Linked DNA regions of Homo sapiens: region 1 is linked to region 2. Evidence: chromatin loops called from intact Hi-C (ENCODE). Cell type or tissue: heart right ventricle. All regions are shown on one strand. Each heading gives the region's core, and the rest is flanking DNA. Links, peaks and the distances in the headings are about the cores only.

The links. Peaks named below come from ENCODE experiments on the same cell type or tissue, not always from the same donor. Only the 100,000 strongest peaks of a DNase experiment are listed, where the experiment ranks them.
Region 1: a loop joins it to region 2, with 13 times the contacts of the local background. A loop is called at or near these places in 65 of 110 quality-filtered maps.

The regions. Positions count from the first base shown.
Region 1 is chr14:53,292,044-53,301,981 of GRCh38, reverse strand. No RefSeq gene overlaps it. Among named protein-coding and RNA genes, the nearest start is that of DDHD1-DT, 140 kb to the right of the region's middle. In heart right ventricle, for the core only: a CTCF peak has its summit at 5,801 (motif pointing left); no DNase peak of the experiment used is centred there.
Region 2 is chr14:54,343,496-54,353,433 of GRCh38, reverse strand. No RefSeq gene overlaps it. Among named protein-coding and RNA genes, the nearest start is that of CDKN3, 49 kb to the left of the region's middle. In heart right ventricle, for the core only: a CTCF peak has its summit at 5,247 (motif pointing right); a DNase peak (open chromatin) is centred at 4,043; H3K4me3 peaks cover 934 bases; H3K27ac peaks cover 2,891 bases.

The sequences.
Region 1 (9,938 bases), core at 1,378-9,377, 1.1 Mb after region 2:
GTCAACATTAGACAGATCAACGAGACAGAAAGTTAACAAGGATACCCAGGAATTGAACTCAGCTCTGCACCAAGCAGACCTAATAGACATCTACAGAACTCTCCACCCCAAATCAACAGAATATACATTCTTTTCAGCACCACACCACACCTATTCCAAAACTGACCACATAGTTGGAAGTAAAGCTCTCCTCAGCAAATGTAAAAGAACAGATATTAAAACAAACTGTCTCTCAGACCACAGTGCAATCAAACTAGAACTCAGGATTAAGAAACTCACTCAAAACCACTCAACTACATGGAAAGTGAACAACCTGCTCCTGAATGACTACTGGGTACATAACGAAATGACGGCAGAAATAAAGATGTTCTTTGAAACCAACGAGAACAAAGACACAACATACCAGAATCTCTGGGACACATTCAAAGCAGTGTGTACAGGGAAATTCATAGCATTAAATGCCCACAAGAGAAAGCAGGAAAGATCCAAAATTGACACCCTAACATCACAATTAAAAGAACTAGAAAAGCAAGAACAAACACATTCAAAAGCTAGCAGAAGGCAAGAAATAAGTAAAATCAGAGCAGAACTGAAGGAAATAGAGACACAAAAAACCCTTCAAAAAATTAATGAATCCAGGAGCTGGTTTTTTGAAAGGATCAACAATATCAATAGACTGCTAGAAAGACTAATAAAGAAGAAAAGAGAGAAGAATCAAATAGACACAACAAAAAATGATAAAGGAGATATCACCACCGATCCCACAGAAATACAAACTACCATCAGAGAATACTACAAACACCTCTATGCAAATAAACTAGAAAATCTAGAAGAAATGGATAAATTCCTCGACACATACACTCTCCCACGACTAAACCAGGAAGAAGTTGAATCTCTGAATAGACCAATAACAGGTTCTGAAATTGTGGCAATAATCAATAGCTTACCAACCAAAAAAAGTCCAGGACCAGATGGATTCACAGGCGAATTCTACCAGAGGTACAAGGAGGAACTGGTACCATTCCTTCTGAAACTATTCCAATCAATGGAAAAAGAGGGAATCCCCCCTAACTCATTTTATGAGGCCAGCATCATCCTGATATCAAAGCCAGGCAGAGACACAACCAAAAAAGAGAATTTTAGACCAATATCCTTGATGAACATTGATGCAAAAATCCTCAATAAAATACTGACAAAACGAATCCAGCAGCACATCAAAAAGCTTATCCACCATGATCAAGTGGGCTTCATCCCTGGGATGCAAGGCTGGTTCAATATACGCAAATCAATAAATGTAATCCAGCATATAAACAGAACCAAAGACAAAAACCACATGATTATCTCAATAGATGCAGAAAAGGCCTTTGACAAAATTCAACAACACTTCATGCTAAAAACTCTCAAGAAATTAGGTATTGATGGGATGTATCTCAAAATAATAAGAGCTACCTATGACAAACCCACAGCCAATATCATACTGAATGGGCAAAAACTGGAAGCATTCCCTTTGAAAACTGGCACAAGACAGGGATGCCCTCTCTCACCACTCCTATTCAACATAGTGTTGGAAGTTCTGGCCAGGGCAATCAGGCAGGAGAAGGAAATAAAGGGTATTCAATTAGGAAAAGAGGAAGTCAAATTGTCCCTGTTTGCAGATGACATGATTGTATATCTAGAAAACCCCATCATCTCAGCCCAAAATCTCCTTAAGCTGATAAGCAACTTCAGCAAACTCTCAGGATACAAAATCAATGTGCAAAAATCACAAGCATTCTTATACACCAATAACAGACAAACAGAGAGTCAAATCATGAGTGAACTCCCATTCACAATTGCTTCAAAGAGAATAAAATACCTAGGAATCCAACTTACAAGGGACGTGAAGGACCTCTTCAAGGAGAACTACAAACCACTGCTCAATGAAATAAAAGAGGATACAAACAAATGGAAGAACAGTCCATGCTCATGGGTAGGAAGAATCAATATCATGAAAATGGCCATACTGCCCAAGGTAATTTATAGATTCAATGCCATCCCCATCAAGCTACCAATGACTTTCTTCACAGAATTGAAAAAACTACTTTAAAGTTCATATGGAACCAAAAAAGAGCCCGCATCGCCAAGTCAATCCTAAGCCAAAAGAACAAAGCTGGAGGCATCCACGCTACCTGACTTCAAACTATACTACAAGGCTACAGTAACCAAAACAGCGTGGTACTGGTACCAAAACAGAGATATAGATCAATGGAACAGAACAGAGCCCTCAGAAATAATGCCGCTTATCTACAACTATCTGATCTTTGACAAACCTGAGAAAAACAAGCAATGGGGAAAGGATTCCCTATTTAATAAATGGTGCTGGGAAAACTGGCTAGCCATATGTAGAAAGCTGAAACTGGATCCATTCCTTACACCTTATACAAAAATCAATTCAAGATGGATTAAAGACCTAAAACCATAAAAACCCTAGAAGAAAACCTAGGCAATACCATTCAGGACATAGGCATGGGCAAGGACTTCATGTCTAAAACACCAAAAGCAATGGCAACAAAAGCCAAAATTGACAAATGGGATCTAATTAAACTAAAGAGCTTCTGCACAGCAAAAGAAACTACCATCAGAGTGAACAGGCAACCTACAAAATGGGAGAAAATTTTTGCAACCTACTCATCTGACAAAGGGCTAATATCCAGAATCTATAATGAACTCAAACAAACTTACAAGAAAAAACAAACAACCCCATCAAAAAGTGGGTGAAGAACATGAACAGACACTTCTCAAAAGAAGACATTTATGCTGCCAAAAAACACATGAAAAAATGCTCACCATCACTGGCCATCAGAGAAATGCAAATCAAAACCACAATGAGATACCATCTCATACCAGTTAGAATGGCAATCATTAAAAAGTCAGGAAACAACAGGTGCTGGAGAGGATGTGGAGAAATAGGAACACTTGTACACTGTTGGTGGGACTGTAAACTAGTTCAACCATTGTAGAAGTCAGTGTGGGGATTCCTCAGGGATCTAGAACTAGAAATACCATTTGACCCAGCCATCCCATTACTGGGTATATACCCAAAGGACTATAAATCATGCTGCTATAAAGACACATGCACACATATGTTTACTGCGGCACTATTCACAATAGCAAAGACTTGGAACCAACCCAAATGTCCAACAATGATAGATTGGATTAAGAAAATGTGGCACATATACACCATGGAATACTATGCAGCCATAAAAAATGATGAGTTCACGTCCTTTGTAGGGACATGGATGAAATTGGAAATCATCATTCTCAGTAAACTATCGCAAGGACAAAAAATCAAACACTGCATGTTCTCACTCATAGGTGGAAACTGAACAATGAGAACACATGGACACAGGAAGGGTAACATCACACTCTGGGGACTGTTGTGGGGTGGGGGGAGGGGGGAGGGATAGCATTAGGAGATATACCTAATGTAAATGATGAGTTGATGGGTGCAGCACACCAGCATGGCACATGTATGCATATGTAACTAACCTGCACATTTTGCACATGTACCCTAAAACTTAAAGTATAATAATAATAATAAAATAAAATAAAATAAACTTTAAAAAAATCATTCTGCTGATGAGATATTCTGGAAATGTCTTCAGAGCTTTGCCCTATGACTACAAAAGAAATCCAGCCCACCCACCTGAGGTTCAAGGCTTTCTTTTCAGCCAGGTCATCATTAAAGATGGGAGACTATTTTTCAGGGCCTAAAAAAGTATTTGTACTGGCAGTACTCAACCAGTACTTCCTGCCAAATGAATAATCTATTTCTTCTCAAAAATCAAATGTGTCCCAGATCTGAAAAACATATAGTCCCCCTGTTAGCCATCACAGTACATTTTATTTATATCCAACTATATTATCTCTGTTAACAATAGGGTTCAGGGAACACTGAAATGATTTCAATTAACAAATGATTTTCAAACTTCATTTGAAAGCTTTGATATCATTTTTTCTTAATCCTCATATAAGCACTATCAACAAGAAGGAAAAAAGTGATGAGTTTGTTCAAATTCCTTTTATTATTTTTCCTGACCACCTTTTGGCAGGGAAGTTAATGAGCAGTCAAGTGATATAAAAGGACATAATAGTAGAGCAAAAGCAAAGTACACACTTGACCATGATATTCAAGACTGAGAACAACCTGCCCAATGCTGCCTTCCAGCTAGACTTGTCCTCTGAACAAGTTACACAACCTTGAACAAGTCACAAACTTTCTGGGCTTCCATCTCATCAACTCTCTGTTATAATACATCCACATTTGTTTTAATATTAAACATTTAATTTATCTGCCAGTTAAATTATTTAATATTCCTTCTTCATATTTTCCAGTTGAAACTGGCATTGGAGGGAGTGCTCCCCGTTTATACTGTGGGGACAACTCTTCCACCAGGGAGGTGAGTGCCCTAGTTTGAAAAGCCTGGGCCTGTATACTTTCTCATACTCCACATGTACTAATACGCTGTACATTCCCATCCATCTTCCTTGCTTTGGTTCGCTCCATTTTTTTTCATTCTACTTCCTTCACCATTTGAAAGTGCCCTCTGCTTCCACCAATTTTCTCACATTTTAGGCCCAGCTTATCTCTCACCTCCTCCATAAGGCCCACCCTGACCGTAACTTCTTCTTCAAATTCATGGCGCTCATTCTTTGTAGCATTCAGTTGGAATTTAACTATATCTTTCTTGTGATGCCTTTTACTGTTACTTAACTCTTGTGTTATTTCACTTGTTTTTACATGCACCTGATCTTCCAGCCATGTCATAAACTTGTTAGAGATCAGAAACCATATAAACTTCGTTTTACACGACCCACAGCACCTAGACCTGTGCCTTGCATATGAGAAGTACTCATTCACTTAATTATTTATCCATTCAGTGTGTATTTATTAAACTGTGCACCAATTCATAACTGTCGAGTGAATGAGGAGCAAAATAACTCATGTGATCTAAAAACTGAATAATTGGATCCTTAATAAATAAGAATTTATCCTTCTCATTTCATATTTACTCTGTTAAAATTGTAGGATGATTTCTCCATTGGCAAATTTAAACTGCAGATATTCTGAGCAGGTTTCAAATACAGGAATGGCTGTGCATGTCCTTGTAATTACAATTGACACAAAGTGCTACATGTTAAGTGCCTAGAAGAACAGATTTTGTACACTTTATAAACTACAGAAATTCCCAAGACTGACAGAGCGAAAATAATACTCCCTACACGTGCTCAATTGGTAAACTGCTTGTTAAATGATGACAAAATTGCTTTTATTTAATCAAACCGTCTTCACAAAACATAGGTCAGTTCCTTTGGGGACAATGAAGTAGATGCCCTTGCTTACTGTGCAGCCAGAATGAATGGCTACTTGCCACTTCTACCATAAACCTCAAATTTCAAGTATTTAACTAAATACCTTCAAATAATTAACTAATGAAAATCTGATTAAGCTGAAAGTTACCATCAAATTATTAAATCAGATGCTACTTTAATACAAATCAAAATGGATTACATTCATTAAATAAATTGTGTGCCTAAGGACGGATGTCCGAAAATAGTCCAAAAGGGGATTCCCGTATTCCCGGATTCCCGTAGTCTGACTACCTAAGACAACTCTATTTCAAAAATAAACACATTTACTTCATTGTATGGACTGCTGCCTTTTGCTGTTTTACCTACATGGAACCTGGCAAATTATTTCGCTGTAGAATGTAACGATGTGAGAGGTTCTGAGTGGTGAGTGTAATTACAGAACTTTGGTCAAGCGCCCTCTGGTGGTCAGATAAATATTTTTTTCTACCATAAAGTTTTGCTGAAAAGCTAGTCAAAGTTTATTATCGGTAATTACCAAAAATAAATCACTATATAAATAGTACATCATCAAACCTTAATTCTGTGGAATATTGAGCCACCTGAGTAAAAATCTGAATCACATCAATATAGGTCCAAATCTCAGCTGTAGCTTTTTTTTTATTGCCACTTTCTTTACCTTAGGCAGGTTAACTTAAACTCTGTGGGGCTCCAGTTTTCTCATTCATATCAAAAGTTGATTTAAGGAATAAGTGAAAGAAAGGCATAAAGGAAATAAAAATAATTCCCTGGATATAACAGGTATCAATAAATGATACCAACAATTCCTATCGTTATCCTTAATAGCAATATGCACTTGTCTGCATCGAATGCTTATTACATGCCAAAAGCATTATGTTCTTTACTGATGTTACCTCGATCCTCATAAGAACCATATCAAGTTGGCATTATTATCTACCAGTTTAAAAATTAAGAAGCTGACAATAAGAAAGTTAAATGATTGGTTGAGAGTCACAGGGTGAGTAACAGAGCCAGGATTCAAACTTGCCTGTGGAATGCCAAGGTCAAGGCCTTCCTCGCCATGATATACTGCTATTATCACAAATGATGACAACAACAGTGATGGGGATCACAATGAGAAAAAGTATTTCATAGGATTCCCCTAATAAAAATAACTTTTCCTTGGCACAAAGGTCCTTTGAGATTCCATGTGAACATTTCTCTGTTTTGTTTTTTCTTACCCCTGTGTACATACGGCATAATGAAAAGCTACCCATTCTCTGTTATATAAAGGATGCCAGCCCAGGCACGGCGGTTCACGCCTGTAATCTCAGCACTTTGGGAGGCAGAGGCAGATGGATCACCTCAGGTCAGGAGTTTGAGACCAGCCTGGTCAACATGGCGAAACGCCGTCTCTACTAAAAGTACAAAAAATTAGCCAGGCGTGGTGACAGGCACCTGTAATCCCAGCTACTTGGGAGGCTGAGTCAGGAGAATTGCTTGAACGCAGGAGGCAGAGGTTGCAGTGAGCCAAGATTGTACCACTGCATTCCAGCCTGGGCAACAGAGCAAGACTCTGTCTCAAAAAAAAAAAAAAAAAGGATGCCAACACTCTATTCCTTTGACAAGTGTTATTACCTCCAGATAGTCTCCTCCTGGTGGAATACCTGAGATGGCTCATATACTTTTCCATTAGAATTTCTCAGGAATATAATTCACTTAGGCATGCATTTGTTTTCAAGTCAATCTGTTACCAAGAGTAACTCAGAGGGCTCCATATTGTGCATTCTGTTTGCTTCCTTTAATTAAAATCACATACAAGTATAATAAAATAAAATAGTAAGACATTATATTTAATATTGTGTTACAAAAATATGTTCATTGTCATAGCTTTAAGAAAGTAGAAATCGGCCAGGCACGGGGGCTCATGCCTGTAATTCTAGCACTTTGGGAGGCCGAGGCTGGCAGATCACAAGGTCAGGAGATCGAGACCATCCTGGCTAACACAGTGAAACCCCATCTCTACTAAACATACAAAAAATTAGCCAGGCATGGTGACGGGCGCCTGTAGTCCCAGATATTCTGGAGGCTGAGGGGAGAGAATGGCGTGAACCCGGGAGGTGGAGCTTGCTATGAGCCGAGATCACACCACTGCGCTCTAGCCTGGGCAACAGAGCGAGACTCTGTCAAAAAAAAAAAAAGAAAGAAAGGAAAGAAAGAAAGGAAAGGAAGAAATAATCAAAAAGAAAGGATAAAAGTTCACCATAGTATTATTGCTCACAGGAATGTTATTAATAGTCATGCCATATGTCCTTCAGTCTTTTCTCTATGCAAATTCCTTTTTAAAATAAGATTATGCTAACAAACTGTTTTTAAGCTTAATTTTTATTTCATATCAGGTGATATGCACTTGTTGTGACATCTTTGGGTGTTGGTCTCCATCTTTACAGTCCAGAAAAGATTGTTATCCAGATGCCTTAAAGCCCCTCAAGCATTTCCAATTGGAAAATGAATAGTTCTGAAAGTAAAGGTGCAGACTGAAAACTTGTGCAGTCCAACCTCAACTTTGCTGTAAACAAATTTTTTCTTTGTCTTTAAACATCTTTATCCCATCAAATCTTTAATCATTCAATTAAAACATAACCGAACACCAATTATGCACAAAGTCCTGTGCCAGGCATTTAGGGGGCACCAATGCAAATCAGATACATCATTACAGTTATGTTTGAGGGAGCCAGGTGCTAAACTTCATAAAGGCATTCTGTCTGGGGTTGAGATTAAAATGTAAATATATTTCAGGACTACGGAGGTAAGGCTAGACAACCCTCCTTCACCGTATCTATTGCATTCTCCAGTTTTCGGGGAGGTTGAGAGGCTTCCTGGGGAGAAAGTTGAAAACTGCAAGTGGCGTTCGGAAATACATAAACTTGTGGGAACTCCGAAGTGGAGCAGGGAGATCCAACAGATTCAAACTGTAAAGTGTCCCATTTCAGGACCTCTGAAAAAAAATCATCCTAAAGAATCCAGACTCCTCCACGGGGTTAATACACAGAAGGGAGCACTGGTTTCAAGATGCAGAAATGGCTACTGTTGCTTGATCCTGGCCTAACCCAGCCTCATGGAGGAGTCCAGGTACCCCTAGGCGTGTGAAACTGCAGAGCTCTCATTAAACTACGCAAGGCCCAGCAATTTTACTTGGAGACCCCTCTAACAGATCATGGTACTGAAGAAAGAAAGAGTGTGTCCCTGTACTTTCGGGAAAGTTAGAACCATTACAGCTCTGAGCAAATTGACAGTGGCTGGGGTCATTGGTAAAGATCTGTACCCAAGAGAGCACCAATAACAGCAACTGTGGTGGCAGCATCTAGCTCAGGGTGCCAAAAACAAGGCCACAAAACAACTTTCGCAAATATAAGATATAGTCCTGGGAACTCAGGAAAATACAAGTGGGCAGAGAGCCTGCAGGCACGCAGGTATGAGGCTAAAAAGCCTGTTCAAGGGTTGCAAACTCAAACACCTGTGGACCAAACTTGTATCCTAAATAAGCAATATGGACTGGGTGGTGCCTGAAGTAAATTGGCAAGTGCTTCTCAGCTCTAGCTGACCAAGGCTATGCCAGCCCAGGAAAAACACTGGCCATATCAGCAACAGCATCAGGGTAGGAAGAATTTGGGGCCAGGCTGAAACGAGAGAGGTGTTTACTTAGAAGCAACGTAGCCAGGCTAGAATACCATAATCACCACCATAATAATGCAAAGCAGCAGCTGAGGAAATGGAGTGAAGCATCAATTGTCAACAAAGAGGCAAGAAACAGTAAATCAACACAGGCAGTTATGTGATGGGATGTTCACCAGTGTCTCTTTCATACCTCATTTTTGCCTTGTCACCATTGCCCATAGGAGCGTCAGGCCAGGAGACCTCCATGGACCCAGTGAGAAGTGGAACTAGAAAGATAAAATATCCAACTCTTGGGTTTTGAGTACAAAAGACAGAGCAAGTAGCCAATGGAGAAGTTAAGAGCAGGTGATCTGCACCTGAACAGCTGTGAGCAACAACCGAAGCCACAGTCACTGGCAGGCAGAACAGGTGAGCTTAGGCAATGTATGAGGCAACATGCGATATTAACCTTCACAGAGTGTAAAATGAGGGAACAAACAAACAGCCACACTCAAAATGTCTCATTGAGAAATCTGATATTGGGTCTGATGTCATTGCTTAATATCTTAAGTTTGGTATCTCTAAAAATATCAATATGTAATAAAATATTGGCTTCAGTCTCCATCAAGAATTTAGTGATACATGCTTTCCCTAATAAGGAAGAGTTGCCTATCAAGGTTCTGGGGCAAAGGGATGAGTGATGAGATCCAGGGTGCCTCAACAGAGGCCATGACCACAGCACCAAGAGAGTGGCTCGCTTGGGGTACTACATTAGGGTTCAAGGCCTGCTGGCTAAGCTGAAGAAGTGCAAGAGCAGAAAAGGGGTAGGTAGTACCATCCAATTGAAACTGAAGGAGGTTTGTCTAATTCGGCACATGCATATATAGCTAGTCACTTGTACATCATCCAAACTCTCCCAGAAATCAGTTCAG
Region 2 (9,938 bases), core at 1,404-9,403:
TGCCTTTTCCGGGTGTCACAGTGCTACACAAGTCCCCAAGAGCTTAGAAACGACCTTGAGAAGAGGAGGAGGAGGAGGAAATGCTGAACTGTTTTTAAATTTGAAACTGCTAACGTACCTGGAGTTAGCTAGGAGTGTAATTTCTGCCAGCAGTTGGAATTGGAACTTGATAGAGATGAGGAGTGGCAGACTTACTAGCCTCTGTGTGCCTCAGTCGTTTCAGCTGGCAAAGAGGGAGGTGGTCATAGTACCTCCCCATGAAGGTTACTGTGAGGGTTAAATAAGGTAATGTGTGCACAGAATTTAGGATGGTGCCTGGCACACAGCAAGCATTCAGTAAATGTTTGCTCTCATTGTCTGCAAAATGCATACCTACATACCACGAACAAACAAACTGAAAAACAAAAAGTGACAGAAAATACATTGTTGGAAAAACTTACCTATGGTAGTTCTGTGGTATTGACAAGTGAACCAGGAAGTCAGACTTCCTGCCCTTTGGAGCTTTCAATTTAAGACATATTCAAACTTTTGACAGTCCCTAATGTTGCCAATAAAGCTAAAGATGAAATAAGTGTTGACTGCGGCCAGGCGCGGTGGCTCATGCCTGTAATCCCAGCACTTTGGGAGGCTGAGGCAGGCAGATCATGAGGTCAGGAGATGGAGCCCATCCTGGCTAACATGGTGAAACCCCGTTGCTACTAAAAATAGAAAAATTAGCCAGGCATGGTGGCACGCACCTGTAGTCCCAGCTACTTGGGAGGCTGAGGCAGGAGAATCAATTGAACCTGGGAGGTGGAGGTTGCAGTGAGCCGAGATCATGCCACTGCACTCCAGCCTGGCAACAAAGCGAGACTCAGTCTCTTAAAAAAAAAAAAAAAAAAAAAAAAAATTGTTGACTGCACGTTAAGCATCAGCCAATTGAGATGATAAGACTGGTTATTTTAGGAAGGCTTTATAGGGTCTTTGCATCTGGGGAGTAACCTGGGATCTTTTATTAATTTTTTTTTATTATACTTTAAGTTTTAGGGTACATGTGCACAATGTACAGGTTAGTTACATATGTATACATTGACATGCTGGTGCGCTGCACCCACTAACTCGTGATCTAGCATTAGATGTATCTCCCAATGCTATCCCTCCCCTCTCCCCCCACCCCACAACAGTCCCCGGAGTGTGATGTTCCCCCTCCTGTGTCCATGTGTACAGTAACCAAAACAGCATGGTACTGGTACCAAAACAGAGATATAGATCAACGGGACAGAACAGAGCCCTCAGAAATAATGCCGCGTGTCTACAACTGTCTGATCTTTGACAAAGCTGAGAAAAACAAGCAATGGGGAAAGGATTCCCTATTTAATAAATGGTGCTAGGAAAGCTGGCTAGCCATATGTAGAAAGCTGAAACTGTATCCCTTCCTTACACCTTATACAAAAATCAATTCAAGATGGATTAAAGACTTAAACGTTAGACCTAAAATCATAAAAACCCTAGAAGAAAACCTAGGCATTACCATTCAGGACATAGGCACAGGCAAGGACTTCATGTCTAAAACACCAAAAGCAATGGCAACAAAAGCCAAAATTGACAAATGGGATCTAATTGAACTAAAGAGCTTCTGCACAGCAAAAGAAACTACCATCAGAGTGAACAGGCAACCCACAAAATGGGAGAAAATTTTTGCAACCTACTCATCTGACAAAGGGCTAATATCCAGAATCTACAATGAACTCAAACAAATTTACAAGAAAAAAACAAACCCCATCAAAAAGTGGGCAAAGGACATGAACAGACACTTCTCAAAAGAAGACAGTTATGCAGCCAAAAAACACATGAAAAAATGCTCATCATCACTGGCCATCAGAGAAATGCAAATCAAAACCACAATGAGATACCATCTCACACCAGTTAGAATGGCAATCATTAAAAAGTCAGGAAACAACAGGTGCTGGAGAGGATGTGGAGAAGTAGGAACACTTTTATTTTTTTTTTTTGAGACAGAGTACAGTGACATGATCACAGCTCACTGCAGCCTTGACCTGCCCGGCTGAAGTGATCCTCCCACTTCAGCCTCCTGAGTAGCTAGGACCACAGGTGAGAGCTACCATTGCTGGCTAATTTTGTTTAGTTTTTGTAGAGACAAGGTCTCACTAGGTTGCCCAGGCTGGTTTTGAACTGCTGGGCTCAAGTGATCCTGTCTCAGCCTCCCAAAGTGCTGGGATTACAAGCATGAGCCACCGTGCCTGGCTTTCACCTGGGATCTTACCTTCAACCTTGTACCTTGATGGGCTTGACTCAGTGTAACTCTTCCTATAATCTGACACTCTCTCTTTCCTTTCCATATATATTACATGCAAAAATACTTTTCTGTTCAGCCAACCTTTTCAGTGGTTCAAAAGATGTATTGGTCGGCCGGGCACAGTGGCTCACGCCTGTAATCCTAGCACTTTGGGAGGCCAAGGTGGGTGGATCACGGGGTCAGGAGATCAAGACCATCCTGGCTAACACGGTGAAACGGTGTCTCTACTGAAAATACAAAAATTTAGCTGGGCGTGGTGGCAGGCACCTGTAGTCCCAGCTACACGGGAGGCTGAGGCAGGAGAATGGCGTGAACCCGGGAGGCGGAGCTTGCAGTGAGCCAAAATTGTGCCACTGCACTCCAGCCTGGACGACAGAGCGAGACCCTGTCTCCAAAAAAAAAAAAAAAAAAAAAAGATGTATTGGTCAATTTGTTAATAGCATATCATTATAAATGTGTTATTGCTAGAAATTAGCAGCCAAAATATAACACGATAGAGTGTTCCTTGTAGCTTCCTTGCTCATCTTACATTGCCCATTGTAACATTTTTAGGATTGTTAACCATATCATTTCTTCATGTTTCACAGTACTGCACTTATAATTAGTGTCTATCAGTGTCTGTTATCATACTGTCCTCTTGGCTTTCAACCAGTTAATTATTTGTTGGATTGCTTTTCAGAGTACTGGCTGCCTTCCCTATGACGTGCTGCCTCCCTTCCCGCTGATCATCTTACTCTTCTGTTCTTTGCTATTTTCAGACACTATTTTGCACTCATTATGCACAAGTTCAAACTTTAGTCATGTGAAGAGAGCTGAGTGCCTTGTCTAATTTTTCAGCACCAAACCAAATAAACAAAAAACGCATAAAGTCCATTTAAAAATATCCACACTGCATCAGGGAACAGAGAAGCTTTTTCTCTCTCATGTGAAATCTTCTCCAGGAAACCACCAGGACTGAGGCCCCCATGGCGCACACATGCTTGCTTTAGGTGCTTACGTTAAGATGGTATTTCATTAGTTTTGGATGGTCCCTTCCACAGAGCTCAGATGCTATGCTTCTTTCTATTTTAAAAGGGGGGACGAAAAGATTGGCTTTTCATCCAAAATACTCATGTTCTTCTAGCATATTAAAATTCATTTGTGACTAAGTCATTATAGTGAAGTACTTGGAAACCTTTCTATTCTAGAGAGTTCTGGGCACAAACACATTTACAGTGTGCACTAATGCCAGGCTCATGTCCTCACGTCCTCCAAGGGACAGGGATGAGCTGGGTCATAAACCAAACAGTGGGACTCTGGCAATCCCTTTTAGCTCAGGCAGATGCAAAATTGAAGACCCAAAAGAAGCCTTCCAAAGGTCACAGCAGGTTGCTCTCAGGAAAAGAGAATCAGTAATTTATTTTTAAGCAATCTCTTAGCCTCTGTGACAGTTATGTTTCCTTGTAAGCTGCTTTGGAGCCACTCACCACTCTGAAATTGCAGAGTAGGCTACGAACAATCCGGCTTCGTAAGAACATGCAAGTGAGGACCCACGAGGAGATATTCTTGTGCTTTTTAAAGTGCTTCTCTCACTTTGCTTCCTAAACTGCCTTAATTGAGGCAAGGGAGCCAACATGAGTGAGTTCCTTCCCGCGGCTTGCTCTGCCGTGGAGTTCAAGGATGCCTGAGCCCTCAAAACACGGCGCGGTGCAGTTGGGCTGATGGGAAGTCCTGAACAGCTTGCTGAATTATTACTTCATTCTCGGCTGAAGCAGCAGGAGGCGAGATGATGAGTGAAGGAAAAAACCCATGGACTCCAGCGTGGGCTGAAGGAACCAAAACAAACACTGAGAAGACAGGCCAATACTGAAATCTGTTTCAAGGATGGAGCGCGCAGGAATGTTTCACCATATTTTGTCTAAGGAACAGATTTCATTTTTTAATGGCTGTATTAATCAGTGGAAGCAGAACGGCAGGAAGGAATCCGTTTTCCCCTCTCCCCAACGCCTCCCGTGGCTCGCCCGGACATTCCCCCCATTCTTTGTACTGAAGGTGGCCTGGAAGTTTTAGAGGCGTGAGACAGGTTCTGAACTCGCATGCCCTTTCTTTCTCCTTCCCGAATAAATTTTGCGTAAGAATATTTGGGACAAGGAATCCACCATGGCGGGGTGCAATAAAAGCGTTTCACAAATTATGATTTCCCATTCTCTAGGCAGTTCAGCTCTGCCTAACAGCTCTAATTTCCTAGACAAATAGTCCTCCCTGTCCTCTCCAGCTGCTCACAGGCGCCTCTCTCTGGGTATTCTTTTTAAAATCCCTCTCCTGGGGAATTTTTAAAAAAGCTTCTCGCACTTTTTCATGCGATTTTCATGGTTCCATCCATCTCCCCACTTTTTTGGTCAAAGCCTTCCTCCCAAATATCAATTGCTTTTTCAACCCGTCCATACTACTGCTCAGCTGTTGGTTGAGCTTCTCCTAGCCTCCTGCTGCTGTCACTGGGCCAATGGAAGCCAGTCCCTTGCCTCTTTGTTCTATTATTTTATGGCAAGATAATAAACTTCTACATTTTTGAAGTACTTTTCACCGACTTGATATCAAGTATTTTGATAATCACAAAGTGATCAAACACATGTTCTCTTTTTCCAGTTACATAATGAGATCAAATATTGATTAGCAGTGAGTAGATAGATGTATATTGTACACACACACATACACCCGACCATCCTCCTTTTGGCCTATGGAGACTGTTACTCCAAAGAGCCGACACATTTGTGTTGACATTTCAGTCATCCAAGAAAGCTGCCAATGTCACTTCCTTTGAATATTTTCCTTCAGTTTTCAGGAAAGAGTTGGTGGGACTAGCTTATCATGGATGGCATGAGCTGAGGGGATGGTAATTTTTCACAAAAGTAGACATTGTTCGAGGCTAATAGTAAGCTGTAATCTAGACTCATAACTGTAGAGGGCGCTCTTGACTTAATAATGACAGCATTGCCATTGTCACTCCAGGAAGCTGGGAGGTGACAGAGTATCCTTTTATTACCAAGTATTTTATGGGGAAAGAGAGAAGGTGCCTTTTGGAATAGACAAGAAATCCATATTGTTTCATATTACCTTTTATAACATGTCTTCTTAAGAATAAGCTCATCATCTAATTCGTAGCCCCTGGTTACAGTTTTGTTGAAAGTGCAGAAGCTTCCAACTAATGAGAATGAATCTCATCAATGTCTCATACCTTGTGTTGGTCCTGCCACTTGGTAATGGGTGCTTTGCGTGCTGGGAGCTGGGAGCGATCTTCCAAAAATGGCAAGTGGGGTGGGCACTCCTTTGCGGAAAAGCCTTCTGTGGGTTTCAATTTCATTTAGCATGAACTCCCCACTTCTTACTGTGCCCTACCAAGGCCTTCTAGGATATAGCTTCTTCCTACACTTCAAGCTCTCTTTCTCTCTTCCTTCCCAGGGGCCGAATCTGGGACAGCACATGGACCTTGCCAAGCGGGGCACACTCTGTGGCATCTGCATTTGCTCTTCCATCTGCACAGTGAGCTCTTCCGTGCATCTTCCAAAGGCTGGCTCCTTCCCATTTCTCAGTCCTCTGGTCATAGAAACCCCTTGGAGGGAACTTTTTTGACTACCTCATCTAAAATAGGCCCGGCCCCAGCCAGCTTTTCTTTTTTAATTAAAAATTTAATTGTGATATAATTCACATAAGATTTCACAAAACACCACATTCACCATTTAAAAGTGTACGATTCAATGGTTTTCGGTATATTCACAATATTATACGGCCATCACCACTATCTAACTTCAGAACATTTCCATTGTCCCCAAAAGAAACCTCATACCATGAAGAAGTCACGGCCCACCTCGCATTCCTCCCAGCCTCTGGCATCCACTCATCTACCGTCTTGTCTGTATGGAATTGCCTGTGCTGGGTATGACACACCCACTTCTTTTTAAATGTTAAAGCACCCTGTTTGTTTCCTTCCTGGCATGGATGTATTTGCTCATTTACTTGTTTACCATTTATTCTCACAATCTATGAATAAGTCGCAGAGTTTCTTCACAATTCAGTCTGCCCAGCCTTAAAGTGAGCCCAGCCTTTCACCATAGGATCCAATCTATGTGGTGGTGCAACCACTTCTGGGGCTACTGTGGAAGAGACTCGTCTGTGGTAGCATGCCCTCCAAGAGTTCTTGAGGGCTCTATATCTTTTGAAGGATTTTCTGCTTTTCACTTGCAACCCACAGAGTCATAACTGATTTAATCACCTTCTTCAGAGTACTGCGTGCATTTGTAGAAGACTCTTTAAGGCCTGGGCTTCTTGCTGCAGCAATAAATACCAGTAACCTTTACAGAGCATGGGCCGTATGTCAGGCACAGGGATATGTGCTTCACTTGTATTTTTTCCACTTGGTTTTATTACAGTCCTGTGAAATAGGTATAATTATTGCATCCCATTTTAAAGATGAGAGAATTGAGGTTAAGGGAATTGGCACATTTTACTCAGCTAGTTTGTGGCAGAGTGGAGACTGGAGTCCCAGCAGTTAGACCTCCAGGGCTCATGCTCTTAACTATTCTGCTCTTTCTTCAGCCTCTCAGACTTCAGTCAAGTGTTAGCACGAAGTGACGGTGTGATGTTTGCATGCGGCATATGAATATTATTGCTCCTGGTAAGATTGTTTACGATGACATCATAGACAAAGAAATGTTTCCTTGAGTTCCTAGTATAGCAGCTGAGCAACAGTTTTTGTTATATGGGATTCTTTTCTGCCCTTTAGTTTGGGAAGTGACCAGCAAGGTGTCCTGGGAATGCCAGGGGGCTGTATAAGTCTTTGCGCATGGATGAAAGGAAGAGGCATGAGATGGAAGCTCATGCTTCCAGAGCAGATGGCCCTTGGAAGAACTTGGTTTCCTGCAGGAGGGTTGACTCCCAGGAGAACTACATCTCAACAGCTTAGCCATGTGTATTAGTCAGAGTTCTCTGGAGAAATATAACTAATACATGATATGTTTTATATATATATGTGTATATATATGTATATATATATATGTGTATATATATGTATATATATGTGTATATATGTATATATGTGTATATATGTATATGTGTGTGTATATATGTATATATGTGTATATATGTATATATATTCATATATATGTATATATATGTGTGTATATATATGTGTATATATATTTAAAGAGATTGATTTTTGAAGAATTGGCTTATGTGATTACAGAAGCTGGAAGTCCCAAATTTACAGGGTGGACCAGTAGGCTAGATAACCTGGGAAGAGCCAGTGCTGTGGTTCAAGTCTGAAGGCTGTCTGCTGCAGGATTTATACTTGCTCAGGAAAGGTCAGTCTTTTGTTCCATTTAGGCCTTCAGCTGATTGAATGAGGCCCACCCATATTATGGAGGGCATTCTGCTTTACTCAAAGTCCACTCATTTAATGTAAATCTCATCCAAAACCACTTTCACAGAAACATCCAGAATAATGTTTGACCACATATCTGGGCTCTGTGGCCCAGCCAAGTTGATATAACCATCAAGGTGAGGTACTCAGTGCTCAGGTCCAGTTCACCTAGGATCTAGGCTGGAAGGCAAGGAGGGCAGTGTTGTTGGGAGGGCATTCTACCTCCTACAAGGTGAGGGGAGTCTGGATCTCATCTACTGTAAGGGATGACCAGTCGGCTCTCCAAGGGTGGTTCTGGTGGAGAAAGATGTGTCTCAGCCATCTTGAGTTTGCCCGGAGACCAAGCACTTGTCAGAGACCCACCTTTGGGTTGGTGGGTAGAAGAGCAGATGGTCTTTGCACTTTCTCACTGGGTGGATCTCAGGGAGTAAGTGATTATTCACCCACAGAAGGCCCACTTGGTGCTAGCTTGAGCCGTCTCTGGATTGTATTCATCCATTCAACAAATACCTGCTGACTGTTTATTACATGCCAGGGCTCTTCTAAGTAGTGGGGATACAGCAGTGAACAGACAAAAATCTCTGTCCTCAAGAAATTTACATTCTGGGAGTGAGAAGAGACAGACATCTAAAGAAAATAAAGAAGTAAAGTAGTATGTTGTAGACCAGATAGTGATAAGTGCCATGAGGAAAAATAAAGGTGAGAGAGGAAATGGGGAATGCCGTGGTCAGTGGGGTGGGGGTTAAGGGGGGTAGGGGTTAGGGGTGCTGGTGGCTTGTACTGTGATGTAGGGTGGTCAGGGAAGGCCTCCCTGTATAAAAGGTGCCTTTTGAGTGAAGAGCAAGTCATGAGGATAACAGGAGGAAGGGAACTCCGGGCAGACGGCACAGCAAGTGCAAAGCCTCTGAGGAAGGACTGTGGCTGCTGTGTCTGAGGACCCCAGAGGCCAGACGGCCTGGGACAGAGTGGGGAGGAGGAGCATGGGGGGAAGTGCAGTGAGAGAAGACCAGGACCAATAGGAGGCCAGAGGGAGTGGGGCCCCAGCACCACTGTGAGGCCTGGCTTCTAATCTGAGAGATCCGGAAGCCAGTGGAGGGGTTTGTGTGGAGGAGTGACACGGTCTGGCTGCTCTGCTGGGACAGACGGTGGGGTGTGTGTGGGAGGGTGGAGGGGAGAGCCGGGCAGAATCAGGGAGACTCTTCCTGGAATCCAGGGGAGAGATGGTGGTACCAGGGACCAGCGTGTTGGGGAGAAGTGGCTGGGTTCTATATCTGCCTGGAAGTTCAGGCTGAAAGGATCTGCGGCCTAGAGTGAGGACTGTGAAGTGTGTGTGTGTGTGTGTGTGTGTGTGTGTGTGTGTGTGTGTGTGTTGTTGAACAGGGGAGGTTTAAAATGTACCTTCCCATCCAGCCCTCTCCTGCACAACCTCACATCAAGGTTGGAAGGGGATGGTCTTTAGACTTTAGGATTTCTGCCCTCAACACGAGTGTCTGAGAACTGCCTTTGGGGGCTGTTGTAGGAGGTGAAACCAATTTGATCATAATGGGAGAGAAAACCCCTCCATGGCCCAGGGTGGATTTACCTGATCACCCATCTTTCCCGGTCCTTGGTGCCGTGTGGACATCTGCGACCCAGTGGCCACTCAAAGGAAATGACCTCATGAGCGTGCCTTTCAAGCCACACAGGATGGATTGGAGTGCGACATTTGGCCGGTCGCTCTGGTTTACACCAAATGCAACAACTTGTGGCCTGCAGATCCTCAGTATAAATAGCTGGAAAAGCCTGACCTTGACAAGCTCATTTCTCATTCCTTTCTTGTTACAGGTAATAGAGCTGAAAATGTGGTTTTAATTATAGCACTAATGAAAACTGAAAATCCAGACAGACACTTGATGAACTCTGCTGCGCTTTATATTACATTTGTGCTAACTACAAAGTGCCCAGCTGGGTGTAACATGATCCCCTTTCCTCGAGCATCCGCCTGACTGAAGCTGTATAATTGATGTGTACTTTGGCAGGAGGTCAGCTTAAAGGGTTTTTTTTTTTTTTCTTTAAGATTTTTTTTTAAACATCTTTAACGGTACTTTGGGGAAAGGGGTACGTTTATTACCTGGGCTGGGAGAACATTTCTCTGGGTTGCCTGACATGCCCCACCCCCATTCCAAACTTCTTCTAGAGCATTCCGTACAGCACCTTCAGGAGAAGCTCCAGGGCCAGAAATGAGCTGAGAGACTGACTTTAACTTGG